2 separate regions of the Homo sapiens genome follow, and region 1 is linked to region 2. The links are chromatin contacts, found by Hi-C in ENCODE. All regions are on one chromosome and are shown on one strand. The core of a region is the stretch at or near the end of the contact, and the rest is flanking DNA. Distances in the headings are between cores, read along the strand shown. Region 1 has its middle 46 kb from the start of LINC02651. Region 2 holds the start of TACR2 (tachykinin receptor 2).

Region 1 (6,153 bases), core at 1,715-4,214, 310 kb before region 2:
GGAAATGAATCATGGCAGAGCCTGGAGATCTGTCTCTGTCTCCAACTACACCCCAGCCACACTGCCTTTCAGTTCCTCCAACTCACCAAGCTCTTGCCCACCTCGGGGCTTTGACCATGCTGTTCCTCCTGCCAAAATGCTCTGTTCTTCTTCTCCTAGCTAAGTCCTGCTCATCCCTCAGGTGTCCCCGAGGGAAAAAGTATTGTGGAGAGGCAAAGCCTGGAATGAGCTCCCAGCCCCAACGTGAGATGGGAGGGATGAGGAGGATGGGACAAACAAGAGCAAGAAGGAAGACAGTCTGGGAGGGCAGGTCCTGGGTCCATGGGAAGGAGGCAGCCCAGACGGCAGGGAGAGCACTTGAATCTAGATATCCTGGATCCTCCATGACCACCACCCCAGGCCAGAAGATGACCTTGAGGCCCAGGGCCGGCATCGGGAAGGAGCGGGGCTGTGGCATCTGTCTGTGCCTGTCACACTGTGAACTCTACCTCTGGGCCTTTGTTCAGCCTGTTCCTCCCTGGAATGCCACCACCTTGTCTCTACTTGTAAATCCAGCACATTGCTCAGGGCCAGACCCCGAGTTCCTCTGTCCCCAGTCACCCTGGCACGGCTGCCTCAGGCCAAGGCTGGCTGCCCTAGTCCTGCCTTTCTGTGGGTGGGGACACGATTTCATTCAGCTCCTTATTCCCCCCCGCCCCAACAGGCCCTCTATCCCTCCCCTCTGCCGCCCTCTCCCTGCCAACCCCAGGCCTGGCACAGAGCAGGTGTTTAGTTGATAGTTGCTGACCAGAATGAGAAGGTCATCGCCGCGCAGCTGAGCCAGGCTTGGACTCTGATGCCTCAAGTGGCAGAACCATGCCCATGGCCTGAATGAGCAGACGGGCACAGGTGGGGTCCAGAGAGAGGAGGGCCCTGGTTCTCTCTCCATCCACATCCCTTCCCTAAGTCCCCTCTGGAGGGAGAGAACATCTCTGCAGTCTGCTCTCCTGTCCGCCCCGGCCTGTCTCACCTTGTCTCACTCTCAGTCCTCCTGGGGGACTTCCCTGCCCCTCCCCTCACTCCTGTGGATTTCCTTCTTAACTAGCATTGCAATGCTGTCACTCCCTTGTCCCAAGCGCTCCGCGGTTCCTGATGGCCTCTGTCTGGGGACATTCAGGCCCCAGGTGCGCTGGCCCCACCCACCTCTCTGGCCACACACCTGGGTGGCCTCCTGCGTGCTCTGCCGTCTCTCCCTCAGCTGCACCATGGGTTTGGGAGCCTCCTTCTTCCTGCATGCACTGAAGCTCCCTTTCTCCAACGGAGAAGTCACCCACCCTTGTAGAGTCACTCAATGTCACCCGCTCAGAGAAACCACCTCCCTCAGGGCCTCCAGGCATTTCTATCAAGACACCTGTGTGAGGGGTCCTGGGGTTACGCGTGTGCGTCCCTCTCCCCTGCTCCTCTCAGGAAGGAAACCTCGTCTTCTTCCCCTGTGTCTGCGGCCCTGCCCCAGAGCATGGCTGCTCTAGGCCTCAAAACATGCCTGTGGAGGGGGCGGGCCAGGGCCTGCTCCTCTGGGGGCTCAGAGCTGGGGAAGGTTCCCCACTCCCATTCCTGGCAGGGTGGGGGCTGGCTGGTGAGTGTTCTCACGGGCTGGGTGGCTGATGTCTGGCTGCTCTGGAGAGCCAGCTGGGCTGAAGGAAGGGGAGAGCTCAGAGCCTGGATACCTGCTATGGGTGAGGGGGCACGGAAAGTGAGGCTCCAGGCTCTGAGGACTTCCACAGGATCTGGGGAGAAAGGGTGGGAAGCAGGGGAGGCAGTGGCTAGGCCTGGTCATCATCACAGCCAGAGCCCTGAGTGCAGAGTCTCCCAGTGGCCCTGTAGTTCCAGGCCCCAGAGCTTCCCCACCACACCCCCTCCACCATCACTACCACCACTGGCTCTGGGGGTCCCTGGCTCAGCCTGCAAGGCCCAGGATGGAGGGAGGGAGGGAGGGCACCAGGCAGGGACACCAAGCCCAACTCCTTCTACTGCCTATGTAAACAGATGACTTAAAGGCTTAGGAACAGAAAAATAAATAGCCCTGCTGGCCACAGCTGGCCTCAGCCACAGGGAGCTCACTTTTCCTTCAGGAAGCAGCCTCTGGTCTCAGAAGCCCTGGGAGACTTGGCAGCAGCTGCCCACCGGCCCGGGAGGAGGGCCTGGCTTGCCTTCCTAGTGGATCCTTTCCCCAAGTTCCAAACACAGGAAAAGGGACGCTGCCCAGAAACCCATTTTCTCTATGCAAAATGCCCCCATATGCAAATGTAATATTTGAAAGAAGGGCATGGTGGGGTTGGTCCCAAAAACCACTGGGGGTCACTCATGGGATGGAGCGGGGCTGTTCAGAGGTGACCTGCATGGGCTTCTGTGTGAGCCTGGCACTGCCACCGGCTTGCTGGGTGAGACTGGGCCATGACATCACCTCCCTGTGCTTCAGTGGCCTGGAGAAGGGGGACGGTAATGGTACCTGCCCCACAGGGTTGTTGTCAGGGTTAAATGAGATAATACATGCAAAATGCAGAACAGCACCTGGCATGTGGTGAGTGCTCAACAAGTGGTAGCTATCGTGTGAACGTTACCTGGCTGCCGCCCTGGGGATCTGACTCCCACTTAAGGAGGCCAACCAGCTGGGGGAGTGAAGTCCCCAGGCCACACTCCCACCCCCAGCTTTGTGCCAACACCGCCCTGAATCACTGGCCGCAATCTACCCTGCCCTTTAGCATGAGCCCCGGCCATCCACCCAGATGTCTATTCTCTGCTGACACCCGGCATCAGCTTTGAAAACATCTGCATAGCGCATCTTGGCTCTCTCTGCACAGTCCAGATGTTTGGGCAGCGTGAGGACTTGCCTTTCCGGCCTCCCCCAGGAGTAGGGTGGGGGCGCTCAGCATGTTGGGGCAAACATCTGTGACTGCAGGGAGCCCAGCCTTCACCTTCCCTAAAGCAGGCCTCCCGAGCAGGGGCCCTCTGCGTGGGAAGGGAGCTGAAGACAGTCACCCAGCCTCTGTTCCAGAGGACTGCTGGCTGCAGGCTAGCCCTGGCCCTGGTCCTGCTGGGCACTGCAGAACATGAAAGCCAGCTGACCTTACTGGGAGGCAGGCCAGGGGGACACTCAAGGCTGGTGGGGACAGGGAAGGACATGGGGATCTCTGCAGACCTGAAGCCTGGGGTTGGGCAGTGAGGAGTCCTGGGTCCTAGTCCTGGCTGGCCTAGGCAACTGCTGTGTGACCTTGGACAGGCCACTCTCCCTCTCTCAGCCTCAGTTACTGAATTGGAACAGTAAGGGGGTTGGACTAGATCAGGTTACAAAGTCTATCCAGCGTCAGAACCGCTAGAGAGTCTGCTAGATCTCAGTCCCCCACCTCAGTTGCCATCATCACAGAGATTCTGATTTACCAAGTCTGGGGTGGGACATGATAATTTTTCACAAAGGCCCCTAAGGCATGCCTCAAGGTGTGGGAGCCACTGGCCCAGATGATGTGTAAGAACCTGCTGACCTTCTGGTGGCCTCTGTGTGATGTCCCCTGGCCCTGCTTCTCACAGTCACTCCGGAAGGCTAACGTCAGCCTGCTCTGGCCTTCAGACAAACCCAGGAGTGAGCCGAGAGCTTCAGACACAGTTAGGTTAGGTGGTATCAGCAGGACGTGTGCATGCAAAGGGAGGCACGTGTGTCCGAGTGGCCTTGGGTGTGTGGCAGCTAAGGGGCGTGTGCTTCTCTGCATGGGTGGGGAGTATGAGTGCCTCTGTCTAGGAGTGTGTCTCCTAAAAAGCGACAGTTGCTGAAATGGCCCAGGAAGTCCCTCTTGCCTGTCCTGCCCTCCTGGTGAAGGAGTGGATGCTCATACCTGCCTGGGAGCTGCAGAACCAGGCTCCGGCTGGGAACATACTGCAGTGAGTGGCTGGGAAGGGGGCCCGGGCTGGGCCAAGTGAGGGACAGGGCGACAGCCAGGCCCAGCCACTCAGCTCACCCCTCACTGAGGTCTTGACAAAGCTGAGGCCTGACAGGAGGCAGCAGATCCACGGAGGTGCCCCTCCCACAGGACTTCCAGAACATTTGGGTGGCCTTGAGCCTGGGCAGAAGCCCCAGGACCCTTCAATTCTGCCTATTTCCACTCAGCCCAGGCTTGGAGCCTAAGAGACCCGGTGAACTGGGACAAGAGGGGACAGCCTGGAGCTGAGAATTGGAAGCTCTTCCCTGATCATCCGGCTCCATCACTCTTCTGCCCACTTCCCCCACCGGAGCCTGCTGTACCGGCTCAGGGCTCCGGCCTCTCTGGGCTGCTTGTCCTGGGCCCTGGTTCGCCAGAAGAGGAGCTGCCAGGACAGGGGTGGGCAGAGCAAAGTGTAATGGGGGCTCAGCTGGCTCCTGCGCCCGAGGTGGAGGCCAAGGCAGCCCCAGTGGCTCTGTGGTCTTCTCAGCCATGGAAACTGCCCACCCCAGATGGGGCTGCCTTTAGCCATTTTGGGTGGACCTGTTTGCCCTTTTTTTTCCTAGAAAGAGTGTCTCATCCAGCTACAGATACACACACACATCCCTTTGCTGGGAGGGCCAAGCCCAGGATCTCCTGCTTTTAAGCCCCCATCTCAGCCCCAGGCTGCCTCCTGCTAGGGGTGTCATGAAGCCCCAGCCTGCCAAGGCTCTGAGTCAGGAGGCCAGCTCTCTGCTCCCTGCACAGCCTTGACCTTTCTCGGGGGCCCTGGGCCAAACATGGGCCAGGTTCAATGGTAGGCAGCTCCCAAGATCCTCCATGGAGATTAAGCCAATGAGAAAAACAATGACAATTAGGATCTTATCAAACGTTTTCTGTGTGCCCAGCACTCTTGGAAGCACTTTACATGCAATGACTAATTTGATCTTCACCAGGGCCCTATGAGGTAGGGACTATTCTTATTCCTATTTCACAGGAAGCAACTAGCCCAAGGTCACACAGGGAGTGAGCAGCAGAGACAGGATGCAGAGGCTGCACGTATATGCTGCACTGCTGACTCAGGTTCCTTCCCAACACCTTTCAGTGACTGAGCACTAACAGTGCCCCAGGCTCTGTGCTGGGAGCTTCCCAAGCATTCACTGATTTCACAGAGGTCCTGCCTCTTTAAGAACCAGGACTGGAGGAAGGGGAAGCAGGAAGGGACGAGATGAGTAGCTTGGGAAAAAAGCCACAAGAAAGCTAAGGAGGGAAGCTCAGAGCTTGGCAGCAATGGGTAAACTTTTCCTATATAGGCCAGGTACTAAAATGTTAGGCGGTCTCTTCGATGACTACGCAACTCTTCTCTTGAAGCACGAAGCAGCAATAGACAACATGCAAATGAATGAATATGAATGCATTCCAATGAAACAGTATTTATGGACACTGAAACTTGAATTTCATATAATTTTCATATGCCACAGAATATTCTTCTTTTGATTTTTTTCCAATCATCTAAAAATGTAAAAAGAATTCTTAGCTTGTGGACTGTACGAAAACAAGAGGTGGGCTGGATTTGGCCCTTGGGTGGTAACATGCCAATTCCTGCCTAGGTTCAGCTCATGAGTTCTGTGCTTTGTGACTACGCTGATTCCTACAGTGCTTCAGCCAAGATCTAGCTCCCGTCTCGGGATGCTAATCCTAGAGTTCTGGAGGACAGTCCAACAACGGCTAGTCTTGATCCTGAGCCGGGATCCGGATCTAAGTTGGGAACTCCGTTAGGGGTTTGAGTTTTTGGCATCACCATTTCCTGGCTGATCTTGAGCGAGTTTCTTAAACTCCCCGAACTAGTCAGGATTCCCTTCAAGAATCCTGCAAGAGGCCAGGCGCGGTGGCTCACACCTGTAATCCCAGCACTTTGGGAGGTTGAGGTGGGTGGATCGCCTGAGGTCAGGAGTTCAGGACCAGCCTGGCCAACATGGTGAAACCCCGTCTCTACTAAAAATACAAAAATCAGCCAGGTGTGGTGGTGGGTTCCTGTAATCCCAGCTATTTGGGAGGCTGAGGAAGGAAAATCGCTTGAGCCTGGGAGATGGAGGTTGCAGTGAGCTAAGTTTGCAGTGAGCCAAGATTGCACCATGGCACTCCAGCCTGGGCAATAGAGTGAGACTCTGTCCAAAAAAAAAAAAAAAAAATCCTGCAAGAGAGAGAACTTCAACTCAGTTGC
Region 2 (5,686 bases), core at 31-2,530:
CTCCCTCCCCAAGGGCAAGGATGGGGTTCCCATTCGACCCAGCACATGCTCCTCACATCTGCACAGCAGGGAGACCAAACAATAGATACAATTTCAGTGTTGATTGTCGATGAACTTACCCAGAAGTTCATAATCAGAAAAATCCATAAAGAAGCTCTTTCAATTTCAGCATGTTTAAGTTTCATGACTTATGGTTTAGTGTTGTTTTTATATTGGATTCCATGGGTGGCATAATCTTTTCAGCACTAGAGACCTTTAAAGGTCTTTCTCAGCTCACCCCGGGAGACAAGGGCTGGGTGTCAGGAAAGTGACACACAGGGAGAAGCAGAAAATGGACTGGGAGTGTGGGGGCCGAGGCCCAGCCACGAGAAACCCAGGCGGTGCAAGGCAGAGCCCTGGGAGCACAGAGGCTGCTGTGCCGTGGGTTGCTGGTGAATGAGAAGCCTCCTCTGCTTTAATGAAGAACATGCCCCCCCGACTCCCGCTAATCCTGCCCTGCCTTCATGGTCCACACACCACAGGTGTGCACAGGTTCATGCGTGTGTGTGAGCTTAACACGTCAGCCGCACATACAGTTGCTCAGAAACATCTTCACTGCTTCACACACGTGCACACAGTCAATGACCAGGAGCAGGGATCTTGGGGCAAACCTAGAGCAGCTTCTCAGGAGTTAAAACTCCAGCTTTGCTGTGGTTCCCGGAAGAGCCCTGACTTTGTCCTAAGACAGTGGTTCTCAAAGTGAAGTGCTGGCTCCAGCAGCATCAGTATCACCTGGGAACTCGCTGGAAACGCTCCGGGTTCTGGCTTCTCCTCCTAGAGCGCCCAGAGCTGTGGGGTCCTCCCTTCGGGCCAGAAACTCCAATCATAGTTTTTATGTACCAACCCCTGTGCTAAGTAGACTTTGTGCACATTATCTCCATTTAAAATTCACAAATGTACTGTAAGATGCACACCATTTTTCTATATTTTTCAGATGGGGTAGACAGAGCTCAGAAAGGTTAAGAGACTTGCCTGGAGTCACCAAACCAGGCTCGAACTCCTTCTGTATTCAGAATCACTCTTCAGACGTAGCTCCTGTCCTGGGCTGAAAGTCAACATCCGCCGAGAGCTGGGCCCTCTGTACCAGCCCCATCTCCCCCAAGTCTCTCCCTGCCTCTGCAGCCAGTCCTAAATCTTTCAAGAGACAAGGCCAAGCAGGGGGTGGGACCAGGGGCGGGAGCCAAAGCCCCCCCTCGTGAGCAGGCAGCACCTCTGCCAAGGCCCCCACTGGCCCTGCCCCAGAGAACGGCAGGGAAGCTGCAGCGAGGGCTGGCAGCTGGCAGAGCCCTGAGCACCCAGCACCCAGCCCGGCTTGCAGCCCAAAGCCTGGAGAGAGGCTGCTGCGCCATTGACCTGTGGACTCCAGAGACTCCCGCTGTGCATTCCTCTGATCTGGAAGGTTTCCTGAATTACGTGACGAGAAACCTGGGTTCGAGTCCTAACTTGTCACCAACTTCCTGAGTGACCTGGGCTGGTCCCGTCCCCTCTTGGAATCTCTGTCTTCCATCTCTTCAGCGAAGGGGTTGATTTATAAGGGTGTTTTCTGCTCTGACACTGTGATTTGAATTCTGTGTTTCCACATGATATTCGAGAAGTCTGGCCGGAAGGATGGAATCTGAAATGACAATGGTTCTGGACTGGGCTTTGTGCTCAGCCCAGCTCATCTTTGCCTGAGACCTAGGAGTGGCCCCAGGCTCTCCTGATGTGCCACCACGCTTGGCATCTGCTCCTCTCCCTGCCCCCATATTCCCATGCTCTGAAGGGGAGTTCTCTTTCATAGCAAATCCGAGAGGAGCCGAGGAGCCAGGTCCTTTGTTCCAGACCCAGAAGCAGCCATGGGGACCTGTGACATTGTGACTGAAGCCAATATCTCATCTGGCCCTGAGAGCAACACCACGGGCATCACAGCCTTCTCCATGCCCAGCTGGCAACTGGCACTGTGGGCCACAGCCTACCTGGCCCTGGTGCTGGTGGCCGTGACGGGTAATGCCATCGTCATCTGGATCATCCTGGCCCATCGGAGGATGCGCACAGTCACCAACTACTTCATCGTCAATCTGGCGCTGGCTGACCTCTGCATGGCTGCCTTCAATGCCGCCTTCAACTTTGTCTATGCCAGCCACAACATCTGGTACTTTGGCCGTGCCTTCTGCTACTTCCAGAACCTCTTCCCCATCACAGCCATGTTTGTCAGCATCTACTCCATGACCGCCATTGCTGCCGACAGGCAAGAGGGTCCTTGGGGAAGCTGGGGGGAGCCTCCCCACTGAGCCGGGGCTCAGATAAGGGTGGTGACATGCCTGTGATTACACAGCAAGTTTGGGTAGAACCATGGGAATGGCTTCCCAAATCTGGTCATGGTCCAAAACTATGAATCTGGAAGGCAGGGGGACTGTGGAGCTGAAGAAGGTAGACTGAGGGTTAGACACAGAGAAGGACTTTGCACTAGATGCACTAGACAGGTTGTTCAAGTCTGTAGGGGAAGTGGGCAATGTTTTAGCGACCTTCTGAAGTGTTCTTTCCTGGAGTTGATCTTTGTTTTGTTGTCTTTATTTCACTCCAAAGATATGTCTTATACAGTTTTTTTTTTATTATTCCGGATAGATTACACGAGGGGAAAATGTTAAGTTTGCTTGCAGTTACAATCTAATAGGGCCAATTATTTTCCCAACGCTGCTCAGGGCTGAGCTTCAGGCTAATGTTGGATGCTTGATCTTGCCCTGAGATGGGCTTCCAGTGTGGCTTTCTTGTGGCCGTCCACGGGCATGTCCATGCCCAGAGGGAAATGGTGGGCCGAGGTGCCTGGGCCGGGGTTCCAAGGCATCAGTGTGCTGTGTGGCTGTGGGAGAGTCACCCAGCGGGCTCTCTGCAGGTCGGCTGATACTATGATATCAGCAGATGGCAGCAGTGCGGGGAATGGCTAGAAGGCGTGGGCCTGGGTTGGGAGAGAGGGAGACAGGGGAAAGGGAGCTGGGCTAACAGGAGGGCCCCTGCCGCTCAAGCTGCCCTCTGCTCACAGGTACATGGCCATCGTCCACCCCTTCCAGCCTCGGCTTTCAGCTCCCAGCACCAAGGCGGTTATTGCTGGCATCTGGCTGGTGGCTCTCGCCCTGGCCTCCCCTCAGTGCTTCTACTCCACCGTCACCATGGACCAGGGTGCCACCAAGTGCGTGGTGGCCTGGCCCGAAGACAGCGGGGGCAAGACGCTCCTCCTGTAAGGCCTCTGGGGGATTGTGGAGGGCAACAGTGTGTGTGTGTGAGTCTGTGTGTGTGTGTGTACACACGCGTGCATGCATCCATGTCCATGCATGTGTGGTGTGCATGCATGGGTGTACACATGAGTGAGTGTACACGGGATTGTGTGAATATACCTATATGCTTAGTAAGCAACACACACGATGTAGCCGATCTGTTTTTCACACTTTACATATATTGACCCATTTAATTCTCCTAACTATGTGGGATATATATTATATTATTATTCTTACCATTTTTTAGATGAAGAAACTGAGGCACTGAAAAACTAAGTAACATGCCCAAAACCACACAGCTAGTAATTCAAATCCAGCTAGTCATTTGAATCCAGCTATGGATTCAAATCTAAGCAATCCTGCCCAGGGCCCAATCTCCTCACCACTCTGCTACTCAAATATGCACCCTTGCATCCTTAGATAAGGATATGCATGCATGCACACGTGTATGTGACTGTACATGTCACGTGAACATGCGGCACCCATTTCTGCCTGTGTGTACACGTGCAAGTGTGTGGGCATATTTGTAGATGTGTTTGCACACAGGCACGTGTTAGGGACATGTGTAGGCGTGTGTCTGGGGGAGACTCTCTATATGCTCAGGCCACAAAGCGGCAGGAGACTGAGGCAGAACGAGTCCATGATGGAGCCTGGGACATTTTCAGGCTGCTGAGGTGGGCATCACAGGCTGGAGGCAGGGAGGGCAGGGTTAGAGGAATTCAGGCATGGCCCAGCTGCTGTGTGACCCTGGGTGAGTCCTTTCTCCATTCCGGCCTCAGTTTCTGAGGATCTCACGATGTGTCTTTGTGGTCCCCAGGCACTGAGCCATTGCTTGGTAGAGGCTAAAGAACCGACTGGGGTTCTGGGCTCAGTCAGGCCCAAGTCGTGGCCTGGTCCCACGTGGCCGGAGGATGCCTCACACTCACGTAACCTCTGAACCTCTGGCTTTCTCTCTCTAAAATGAGGATTCATAATAGTACCTCGCTCTGTGAGCATAAATGAGATAGTGTACCTGAAGCCCTTAGCACCATGCCTGGCACAGAACTGGTACCCAGTATGTGGCAGCTTAAATAGGGGACACATGAAAACACACCTGGGGGTGGCAGATCCTTCCCACAAAGTCCCAGCTGCCCCAAGCATGAGGGTGTGCATGGTCTGAGGTGAGGGCTGCCAGGTAGCCATGGCAACACACCTCTCCTCCAACATCCTCCCTGCCTGGTCTCCATCTGTCCTGAGCACCTGCCAGGAGAAGGCTGCTCTTGTGGGCTTCAGGGATAGGGAAGGTGCCATTCTTCTGAGAAGCCGTTCCTGGGGACTGGCGAGTCTCGAGGGCAGGCCCTGCCCAGGGTCTCTGCCCCCTCCCTGCACCCCACCCTCTCACGGAGGGCGATATCCATATATGGGGAATGCCCGGCTTTCTGGCTCAGCAAAGGGTGGAGAGCAGAACATATTGAGACCGGCCACTTGGGGTCGGTATTTCTCCATCTTCATACAGGACCACTGTGCGTGCCAGCTCTCTGAGAACAGCGAGTTCCATCCCAGATTCAGGCGACTGGGAAAAACAGGCGGGCAGGGGTGGGCTAGGAAAGCCATACTTTGGTGTTGCTTAAAATTCCGAAAGGATTTGGGGAAAGCCTGGTTTTAAGTGTGAGAATGTGTTATTGTTTTTCTTGGGGGAGAGCCTAATTTAGGATGAGGGCTCCATCCACACAGGCTCATGTAACTGTGTGTAATTAGGAATCTGATGAAATTAAAGATGCCCTCTTCAGGAACATGCGCACACACCCCCAAAATCAAAATACAAAAAGACTACCTTTGGGAGGCCAAGGTGGGCAGATCACCTGAGGTCAGGGGTTCAAGACCAGCCTGGCCAACGTGATGAAACCCTGTCTCTATTAAAAATATAAAAATTAGCTGGGCTTGATGGTGGGTGCCTGTAATCCCAGCTACTTGGGAGGCTGAGGCAGGAGAATCGCTTGAACCTGGGAGGTGGAGGTTGCAGTGAGCCAAGATCACACCATTGCCACCAGCCTGGGCGACAAGAGTGAAACTCCGTCTCAAAACAAAACAAACAAAGGCGGTCCCTGGAACTCTTCCCCTCTGCCTTCTGCATGGAGACCTAGCCCAGGGTGAATTCCTGTCCTGCACAACATCCTAGGAGCAAGCAACAGAGGAGTGTGGCTCCTGCTAAGGAAGGACTTAGAGATGGCCTCCTCCTTTTACAGATGGGGAAACTGAGGCTGAGGGAAAGCCCTGACTTGCCTAAGATCATGCTTTAAACAAGAGGCTGGACAAGAGCCCTGTACTGACTCCCACAGTGCTGACCCTCAGAAAAGGGGAAATTTGGTCATGATTAAATCTGTAGACGGGTATGACACAGACTTCCTGTGCCTCTC

What was found. Hi-C counts contacts between places; a loop is a spot of excess contacts on that map. Pooled maps may share reads with other maps.
Region 1: a pooled map shows a loop between it and region 2 (2.8-fold over the local background). The contact joins the enhancer-like site here to the promoter of TACR2 in region 2. A Hi-C loop is called at or near these places in 2 of 168 maps with a recorded cell type or tissue (ascending aorta and breast epithelium) and 5 of 50 pooled maps.

The regions. Positions count from the first base shown.
Region 1 is chr10:69,727,307-69,733,459 of GRCh38, reverse strand. No RefSeq gene overlaps it. Among named protein-coding and RNA genes, the nearest start is that of LINC02651, 46 kb to the right of the region's middle. RefSeq lists enhancers at 635-1,289, 4,282-5,084. Within about 2 kb of position 2,964, at least 10 of the 41 ENCODE cell types and tissues checked have a DNase peak (open chromatin) inside an H3K27ac peak, as active enhancers do; they include ascending aorta, where a contact is called at or near this core.
Region 2 is chr10:69,412,512-69,418,197 of GRCh38, reverse strand. It overlaps TACR2 (tachykinin receptor 2), which reads left to right and starts at 1,280. Exons shown (of 5, transcript NM_001057.3): 1 at 1,280-2,266; 2 at 3,059-3,253. The coding sequence starts at 1,875. RefSeq lists enhancers at 1-25, 776-1,510.